Regions from separate parts of the Homo sapiens genome. Here region 2 is linked to region 1. A link is a contact called in ENCODE Hi-C or POLR2A ChIA-PET data. All regions are on one chromosome and are shown on one strand. The core of a region is the stretch at or near the end of the contact, and the rest is flanking DNA. Distances in the headings are between cores, read along the strand shown.

What was found. Hi-C counts contacts between places; a loop is a spot of excess contacts on that map. ChIA-PET counts read pairs that join two places held with the same protein, here RNA polymerase II (POLR2A). Pooled maps may share reads with other maps.
Region 2: a pooled map shows a loop between it and region 1 (8-fold over the local background). The contact joins the promoter of FAM111B here to the enhancer-like site in region 1. A Hi-C loop is called at or near these places in 7 of 50 pooled maps. POLR2A ChIA-PET finds 5 or more read pairs at or near these places in 5 of 52 experiments (Caco-2, H1 and WTC11).

The regions. Positions count from the first base shown.
Region 1 is chr11:58,921,171-58,926,065 of GRCh38, forward strand. It overlaps a transcript of GLYATL1 not described here. Among named protein-coding and RNA genes, the nearest start is that of GLYATL1, 16 kb to the right of the region's middle. Within about 2 kb of position 2,295, at least 2 of the 41 ENCODE cell types and tissues checked have a DNase peak (open chromatin) inside an H3K27ac peak, as active enhancers do.
Region 2 is chr11:59,104,484-59,109,378 of GRCh38, forward strand. It overlaps FAM111B (FAM111 trypsin like peptidase B), which reads left to right and starts at 2,754. Exons shown (of 4, transcript NM_198947.4): 1 at 2,754-2,813; 2 at 4,185-4,229. It overlaps LOC105369315 (a long non-coding RNA gene), which reads right to left and starts at 2,242. Exons shown (of 3, transcript XR_007062680.1): 1 at 1-2,242. RefSeq lists enhancers at 2,643-2,732, 3,873-3,922.

The DNA of each region.
Region 1 (4,895 bases), core at 1,045-3,544:
GCAGCAGAACCCTGCTGCTCCTAGGAACTGTCTTATTTGATGCCAGATAGTTGGAGTGGGAAGCGCACAAACAGCTGAGACTCCAGTGGCACCTACAATAGTTTCACAGTTCTTGGATAGTGGCCTTATAGGTCAGGTCACTACCAAGTGTTCAGTCCTGGTGTCTACCATAAGGTCCATCAGCTGGCCTTCAACTAGTAATATGACCATACGTTCCTAGGGGCCCAAAGAGAAGGAGCCCGGTCTGTCTGAGACCTCATATTCTTCAGCCCCTGCCATCCTGATCAGGTCAGTGTCTGGTTCCTCACAGGGTATGGTAGCCCTTGGCCAGTGGTTTTTTCATACCGTGGCCTTAACCATTCTCCACGTTATTATTCTCTGGACATTCATCCTTCCAGTGTCTTTTCCTTTTGCATCACGCACATTGATTTCTCTTTAGCCTTGGCCGGCTCTCGAATCCCTTTCCAGACCAGCCTCTTCCATGACCGCATCCATGACCCCTTGCAAAGCCAGCTTCTCTTCCTGTGAGGTCTGCCGCTGGCTAATCAGCCTTTTTCCCAAGCCTCCGTTCAGCCTCCTTCTTTGCCTTCTGATCTCAGTTAATGTACACCTTGATAGCCACTTCAATAAGCTGAGTAGCATTCATGCCTGCAAAGCCTTCTAACTTCAGCAATTTCCACTTGATATCTCCCTGGTCTGCCCTACGAATGCCATATTCACCACGCGCTGATTTTCAGCAGCCTCAGGGTTAAATGGAGTGTATAACTGGAATGCCTCACAGAGTCATAAAACTGTATGGGCCTCTCATCTGCACATAGTAGCAGCTCTGAGATTTTCCCCACATTGATTGCCTTTTTCCTGTCATCTCTTAACCCTTGCAGGATTGTCTCTTGTTAGCTCTGTGGGTGCTGAAACTGGGTTGCATCATTTGGATCCCAGTGGTGATCCTCTTCAAGAAATTGGCCCTGTGTATATGCCTGGGCATCAACTGTGCCTGCAGGTGCATTGGCTTCTGGCCAATGGAGGGCTGCCTGGGTTACTCTCTGGCGCTCCTCAGTGTTAAATAGCATCAGGTTGAGCTGTTTCAGTCTGGCCCAGTTGGATGGTGCGTTAGGAAGATAAACTGCATTACATCTATAAGGGCCTAGGGCTTCTCTGTGTCAGAGGGAGTATGATGCTACCAGTTTAGGAGACCAGTGGTTCAAAAAAACTGGTAAATGAAGGTTTGTTCTCCTCCCTGGATGTGGCCATGCTCATTATAATAGGTGGGTCCTCTTCTTTCCCTGAGAGGCATTTGCATAACTCAGGTGCAGCCAGACCAGAGATGGCCTGCCTGATGTTCTGGGCCTTCTCCTTTAACTTCCTGAAGCTCCAATTCCTCCCTCTCCGGTGAGACTGGGGACATGTATCCATTTGAGCTTGACTCCTCAGGGGAAGTTAGCCTTGGTAAAGGGTGGTAGATTGGAACACGTGAGGTGACTGCAAAACTGGCTTTTCTTGCCTTTCCTGTGACTTTGCCTTTGTCTCTTTACCTTCCTATGCCGTTGATTTTTCTTTCACTTTGGGTTTGGCTTGAGCTACAAGCATTTTACAGTATGCTGCCAGACAGGTTTGCAGCCATGCTGGTTGAATTTGAATTCTATTTAGCCATAAATCGATATAGGAGAATTTGTCTGGATGCCCTGACTGTCCTCCAACCGTGGTCATCACCTTAAATACATGGCCAATTGTTTCCCTATCTATAGTGCCTTCAGCCAGCCAGCCAACACTAAAAGAGAGTCATACTATTTCACAGAGAGTTCTTAACATCTGAGGGGTTACCTTGACTCCATAATTCCTCACATAGCCTTTCTTAAAATTTTTTAACGTGCATTCTAATGGGGTGGGTCTCAATAATTTTCTTCCTATTTCCTCCCAGTTATGGCACAGCACACTTGCTCAGACTTTTGCTTCAGACCGAATCCCTTCTGAACTTGGGCATCCATTTCTCCATTTGTCAATCCCCAGGATTTTTACCAGGTCTCTGAGGCAGTGATAGAATCAGGTGAACATCTCAATGTGAGATGCACGTAGAATTGTAAACTTCCTTCCTTCTTTCTCACTCTAGAGGGAAAACAAACTACGTGCAATTGCTTTGAATGACTTTGGGTAAAGTCACAGGGGAGCTGCCTGCTTTTCTGAATGAGCCAGATAGTCTGGGGTTTAAACGCCCTCTAGAGGTTTCTCATTGGTTACTTTGTTTACACCTTACGGAAATGAAGTAGTGGCCCGCAACCAGTTTGAATGGTTGCGGGAGGGGACCAAACAGAGGTACTTTCCCTTTTTCATCTGCAATGCAGTGGAAAGCGGGAATTGGTGGCATGATTTGCAAAGGGAGTAACCTCTGATCCTTTTGTTACTTGATTGTGGAGAGGTGGGATTTTCCTTTTGATTGAGTTCTAGGAAGTGAGTGTGAATCATCCTTAGGTTCCCTGCCTCCAGATCCTGTTCTGCCTCACTCCTTCAGATCTGGGGCATCCCTCTCCTTGCCAGCCTGCCCCTCCCCTTGGCTCCCAGGAGGCTCCTCAAGGCTGTCTTTGATGACTCAGGAGAACCTGAAGTGGGGAAGGCAGCCAGGTCTTGTTTAAATTCTTACAATATATTTTAAGACAAAAGTCTGGCATATCTTGTCAGAGTTTTCTACATAGATTACCTGTCACCTGTGAATTAAGATAATTGTACTAATTTCTTTCTTATCCAGAAGCCCTTTTATTTCTTTCTCTTTTTTTAATTTCACTGGCCAAAACATCCAGTGAGGTATTGCTTCTCACAAGATGGCATTAGCTGTGGGGTCTGTCCACAGACCCTGACCCAAACGACCTATGAATAACTCGTACGCTGAGACACTGATACTCTGTTTTGCCAGTCCTGCTGAGTGTCCGACCGCCTGCACACCAAGAGAGGTTTGTCACTGTGGCTGGCCCTGAGCAGCTTGCACTCCAGGCATTTATTTTGTATAGAATTAACAACAGAAGCTTTGAATAAACACACTTATGGATAATTAACATGGTTGATTGTAGTTCTACTAACGATTAAAACTCAGGTACCATGGTTTAAAGTAAATTCCATTAGGGGGCAATATCTTTGGTCAATCTCACCCTGAGAGGGCCATCTGGCTCAAAGATTAGTTAGTGGAGGTAGGGTAATCAGACTTAACCGGGGAAGCCTCTATTGTCCCTAGTATTTACCCTATGACCTAATGCTCTAAGGTAAGAACCAGCTGCCTTCAGCCTGTTTAATTATTACAAGCTATGTAACATTTTGGCCTTCCAAAAAGGTTTGTAAACTATTCCCTGTTGCTTTCCCTAATGTTTCCCTTTAATATTTCTGGCACCATTCTGAGTGAATCCCAACATTTCCCCGTTTTTGTTTTCGGTATCATGTCTTTTTGATTTCAGATTGCAGATATGTACAGCCATAGGATTGTCAGGTGAGGTGGTCACTGCTCTTATTCCGGCTTTGCATCCTAGAATTAGCAAATAATACAAGACAATTATGAGTACAATTAGCAACATTTGTTTCCAGTCTAAGAGTGACCGGTAGTGTTACCTGGCATCTTAGTTTGGTGAGTACTGTTGCTAAGGAACCCCACTGAGGGTATGTTAACTCCTTCCAGCCAAGCAGTTATGTCATTAGAAGCTGGAAAGGGAGTATTTGTTTAAGTAAAAGGGCTGACAAAAGGCAGATTCAGAAGATGAGCTTAATAGAGTGTAGCAGGTATAGGTAATAGGCAAAGTGAGAGAATTAAAAATGAGTAAATTATTTGGCTTAGCCTTCTGCTTCCTTAGCATAATGTGTGAGGCCTGTGCTGTTCCTGGAAGCCACATTGTTGAGGCTGTGGGTCCTTAGGGTTTTTCCTAGGCTGGCTTGAGTTTTTTTTCTTTCCATCCTTGGATGAGGATACAGTCTCCAGGCTGGTGCTGGTGTACTGGAAATTCTAGGGGTGGTACCTGTGCTAAGAGATCTTTATAATCTTTAAAGAGCAGGATAGTACTTCAAGAAAAACTTGTGCTTCATTTTAATGTCTAGTTTACAGAAAAAAACTGGATACTTTTTTAAATTTAGCCAATATGTTTACATATAGAATTTTTTACAATTAACATTTTACAACTTGCTTAGACTTTCAAAACAAAAATTATACATTTCCTGCATGAATCCCTTTTATAACATTCTTCACGACTTTCACAGACAATTTTTGACATGCCTTAACTTTTTAACTCTGTTTTGTAATCTTCCTTACTAAGGGTGCATTCTTATATTAATAACTTTTTAAATATTTCCTTTTCCTTCTTCCCACTTTCTTTCCTTAGTCTTTCTTTTTGTGTCTCTTTCTGATCTGTTTCTTCTAGTTTCTTTTTAAATCATTCTTTCCCTTTATTTCTCTTTCTAGGGGTGGACATATGCACACATTCTTTCTCATGTTAATAATTTATTTGGACCACACCATTTATTACTGTTCACATTTTTCCATAAAACTGCTGGTTTTATGCCTTGAGAGGTTTTAGCAAAGTGTTTTTCTACAGCTGATTGAAATTTGTCATCTGAATTTAGAAAATTATGGGTAAACAAGGTTTGTGCCAGTAGTGTTGCAGGGTCTTTACCTATATTCCCCTTTTTCTGATTTTTTACTATTGCTTGACCTTTGGAGTTATATGGGATGCCTGTGGAATGTTGAATATTCCACGTGTGATAAAATTGTTGAAATTGTCAGCTGGCATAAGCTGGTCCATTATCAGCTTTAATCTTTGTGGGCTATCCTATAAATGCAAAAGTTAAAAGATGTTTAATGACATCTTGAGTAGACTCTACAGGCAGAGCATGTGCATTAATTAAATGAGTGTTATTATCAATGGATA
Region 2 (4,895 bases), core at 1,504-4,003, 180 kb after region 1:
TCCAGTGATGAGCAAATAAACAGGAAATAGAAGCACAACTATTCCTAAGCTCAAGAAGCAGGGAAGCTCAGGAATTGGTGTGCAGCAGTGCTGCTTGGAGCGCCATTACAAAGGGACAAGCACGGTCCACTGGGAGGTAAAATTCAGGGAATCTAAGACACAGGGGGTATGGGAAACAAGGCAGGCTTTTGTATTTATCATTTGCCGTGATATCTCTCTGTGAACTTTCTTTTAATTTTCCCTGTACTTTAATTATATTTCTTAGGCCTGACGTGGTGGCTTACATCTGTAATCCCAGTACTTTGGGAGGCTGAGGCAGGCAGAGCACCTGAGGCCAGGAGTTCGACCCCAGCCTGGCCAACATGATGAAACCCCATCTCCACTAGAAAAACAAAAGTTAGCTGGGCATGGTGGCAGGCTCCTGTAATCCCAGCTGCTCAGGAGGCTGAGGTATGAGAATCGCTTGAACACAGGAGGTGGAGGTTGCAGTGAACCGACATCATGCCACTGCACTCCAGCCTGAGCAATAGAGCAAGACTCTGTGTCAAAAAAAAAAAAAATTCTCAGTTAATGGCCAACATTGTTACCATCATAAGTCCCAGCTTCCCTGTCTTCCTGTCATCATGTGTTGAATGTCCACTTCCCTCCTTATTTTTCAGTTGGAGTGGATTAGCATCTCCAATTCGACATGTCAAAAGTAGAATTTTACACACACACACACACACACACCCCACTCCTGACACACACAGCATCTCTGTCCTCAGACTTCCCCATCCTTCTAGTTGCTCAAGTCAAAAGCCCAGGAATCGTCATTGAGCCCTCTGTTTCTCTTATTTATGGAACATCCATAAGCAAATTCCAAGGGCTGGCCCTTCAAAATAAATGTGGAATCCAGCCATTTCTAACACTTCCACCATTACCATCTGAGGTCGGGCTCCAACATCTTTGCAATCCTGGGACAGACTCTTAGCTGCCTTCTCCCTTCCACATCTCTTCTTGTCCTCCCAGAGTCTTTACCCCGCACAAACGCTGCTAGGGTGATTTTTTAAAATATGTCAGGGTATATTACCCCCCTGCTTCAAATCCTCCATTTAAAATAAATTTCACATTTATAGCAAAATCCAGACTTCTTCATATGGCCCACCAGGGGCTTTATGCTAATGGAATGTGCAGATGCTCCTCCCTGAGGAGCACCTTTTACCAGGGCAAATTCTCTATCTCCAATGATGTCAGGCAATTTCGACAACACCATTCTCTACCATCTCTTGCTTTTCATAGATTTGTTTCCTCCAGATTCTACAAAAAAAGAAGATCAAGTCTCCTTGTGCAATGATTTACTCTCTGATGTATATTGGTGCCAGGCACGTGTACTGCTTTCAGATGATTCAAGAATAACAGCGATTTAAGAAAGCTGTCGTTAAGTTTTCTCTTCTCTTTGTCTGTATGACATTATTTTTACAATTATACTTCCAAAGTTTGCTCTTTCCGAACACCTCAAGACCCGTGTAATTTAAGCAGTGATTTTAGGGGTCTCTGTATATTTTATATTAATTTCAGAAACATGCTCATGATTATTCCACCAAAACTATCAACTGTTACATAAACATCTGTCCTTCTATGAGTTACAAAATAATTGTCTCCATCCCCACTTAACCATCTTCTCTCCTTCTTTGAGCAACTTCTGAAAAATAACACCCAATACTGATGGCATCTCATTCTATTCAGCTTCTCAGACAGTAAGACGTTCTTTTCTTAAACAGTAAGATGTTTTCTCAAGCCCCATGCAAAGCACTTCTTTGATATCAGTTTGGGGAGGTCGTACTCTGGAGCCTTCATCCAAAGGGTAAAGTACAGCACTCAGTAATGCGCGTCCTGGGAACGAGGCCTAAGCAGTGCTGGCCACTGCCTCCTCCAGGCTGGCATTGTCTGTGTTCGCCAGCCCCGCCGCGAAGTTAGCTCATTTGTGATCAGGCCAAGTCCCTTTAGATTTCACGCAGACGCGGGTGCAGCCTGCTCTGGGACTTGAAGTCCGCTGGAGCCTGGGCCTCTGCATTATCCGGGTGGAGCTCTCTCTGCTGCTGCCGCCAAAGGATCCCGCCTGGATGCTCATCCCGCCACCGTCGCCCACCCCGCCGCTGCAGAAAGGCAGCAACTGCCACACACCTAAGCAACTTGGCGGGCTATTCGCCCTGCAGCTGCCGCCAGCGCGCGGCTCCCGCCAGCGCGCTGGCAATCAAAAGTCGGAGAAAGCGCGAAACCTCCAGGCACCTCCCACTCCGCCCAGCTACCGCGCAGCTCCTCCCTAGCCTCCACTGGGAGACAGGGGACGCCCATGAGCGGGAAAGAGCAGGGCGGTGATTGCTTAGTTTATCCTGGGACACGGGAACTGGCCGTGGACTGAGTGGTGCCGGGGAGGGGATCACTGAGACCGGGAAGGGTCATCCAGACAAATAGGGAGGGTGGGCGGGTTGGCGCGCAGTACCCTCGGCCCGGCCTTCAGACCCACCTGCGCGCGCTGCGCGCTCATCCGGTCCTTCCCTTCAATCACTGTCTGGAGTGATGATAATTGGCTTCCACAGTGGATGAGAGATGAGTCATTTACATCCAATGAGAGAAAAACAGCCTCCAGAGACTCTTCGTCCATTGGCCAGCGAGAGTGTCAGTTCCCAGGCTCCTGCCGCGCACGGGCGAGCCCTTCTAGGCGGGAAAAGTTCAGCTGAGAGATATAAAAGAGCAGTCTTTCCAGCACCTGCAAATCCAGAGCGGCGGGCACTGACGGGCACTTGCACCGTGTGGACAGACTCTCCGGTTCTGTGAGTGGTTTTTCTTTTCCCGGGTCGGACCTGGAGTTCTTAGGGGGATGGCTGACAAGGGCAGTAGGCAGAAGGACCTCAGCCCAAAGTCAAGGGGGTTTTGGATGGGGAGCTGGGCAGCCGCCCGTTGTAATTCCCTTCCCCCTGTCTCAGCTTCAAAGGCCAAGAGTTGTACTCCTGAAGAGATACTTAGAGATCATCTGGGTGTTCCTGAATCTCGAGAGGGTCGTTTGACCCTGGTGGGTCCTTTCCCTGCCCGGTGCCGTTCGCGCCCATAGAAGGAGACCAGGTTCGGTTAAGCAGAGCAGAAACTATTCACTGATCAAGGAATGGAGTAGGAGAGCTCCTGCTCAAAGTGCCTGGAGTGTAGTGTGAGGGTGCTTCTTAAGGTCTTTTAGGGCAGGTAGTTGGAAAGCAAGGATTTCTGGAAAGAGACGGGGCTTTCCAGAAACAGCTGAGTGTGGCAGTCTCCTATTTTCTGTTGCCACCCAACACTACATGTGCCTAGCAAGCTGCGTTTCTCCCCGAGGCACAGATTGAGGTATGGTAATCAGCAAGGATTCAGGTTAGGGTAGCGCTTCTAAGTTCGTTTCCCATCTTGTAGCACGGTGGTTACTGACATCCAGTCTCTGTTTCTGTAAGCAAGCACAGCTTCAAGCACAGGTTACCTTCATAGGTTCTGGGGCTTTAGGAAAGCATTGAGGTCATCCTGCGGTGACAGAGGCAGCTGTTCAAAGAACTTGGTGCGCCTTTGAGGCGGGGGTTGTGGAGTGAGGCAGGTAAAAATGCAGATTCCATAGCCACACCCCGACATACTGAATCAGAGTCTGTGAGGGTGGGATCTGGAATCCTTTTTAAAAAGCTTAGAGGAACCAATTCACACGAACAATAAAAGTTTCATCTGAGCCAAAGTCCTTAATCTAGAAATGAGGAAATGGGGATCCCTAAAAGGGTTACAGGGAGAGGGTTGGTGGAAAGTTAGACTATGACAGTTTTAGGGTGGTTCTTTCCTGGCCTTGGAAAGTTTTCTCAGCTGCTGCTCTGATCAGTACACAGCTGAATGCTTTAGGGGAACCCTCTTCATATATCCAGAGTTCCCTCTCTGTGCAGGTCTCCCACCATGTCTTTGGCCTGTGACCTCTTGTCACCTTAGTCTCTCAGCTTTGTCTCCTTAAATCTGGAATTCCTACTGGTTTTGTCTTGCTGCCCTTCCTTGCCACACTGGCCTGGAATTCCTCAAGGTAGTCTGCTAAAGTGGATTATAGGATACATTTCAATTGTCACTGTCCTTAATTGCATAATGTCCAGTTCCTTGCAAACCATTGTTTCATATGTTTTGCTCTTTTTTGTTTTGTTTTGTTTTCATACTAGGGGGAAATCCAGTCCCTGTTACTCCATTTTGGCCAGAAATTCAAGGTAATGACTTTTAATGTTTCTGACTGCTAGTTCTATCTTCTCTCTCACTTCTGGACCTGTCTCTATTCACTGATATTTCTAGTCATTATGGGTCATATTTATCCACTTTTTAAGTGCCTGCTGATTTTTTTATTAGATATCAAGCTTTGTTAATTTCACAACTTTGGGTGCCAGAAATTTTTACATTCCTATCAATATTCTTGAGCTTTGTTCTAGTATGTTCATATTTTACATGGAAACCATTTTATACTTTCGAAGCTTGCTTTTATTTATTAGGTGGGAGCAGAACTAGGGCTAATTTTGTCCTACTGCGGAAGAAATACCTTGCAGAGTAGTCTCCCTGATACTTCATGAATTATGAAGTTTTCTAGTCGGATTTTTGGGAATTGAAATTATACACAGTCCTGTATGAGCCTCAGAAATTGTTACATCTGCTTCTTTTGGGTACTTCTTTTCCTGTTCCTTTTCAACAGTTTCGTTCCACTCATGCATTGACCAAGCTGAAATCTCAAGGGATACCCACTGCAGATCTCTCATACTGTGTGCTCCTGTGGCTGTCTTCTCCCTAGTACTCTGTCATACAAGCTCCAGTCATCTTGGCCTCCCAAAACTCCTTGCTTGTCTTCTCAAATCAGGGAAACTACTAGACTCTGCCTGTTTCTCCTT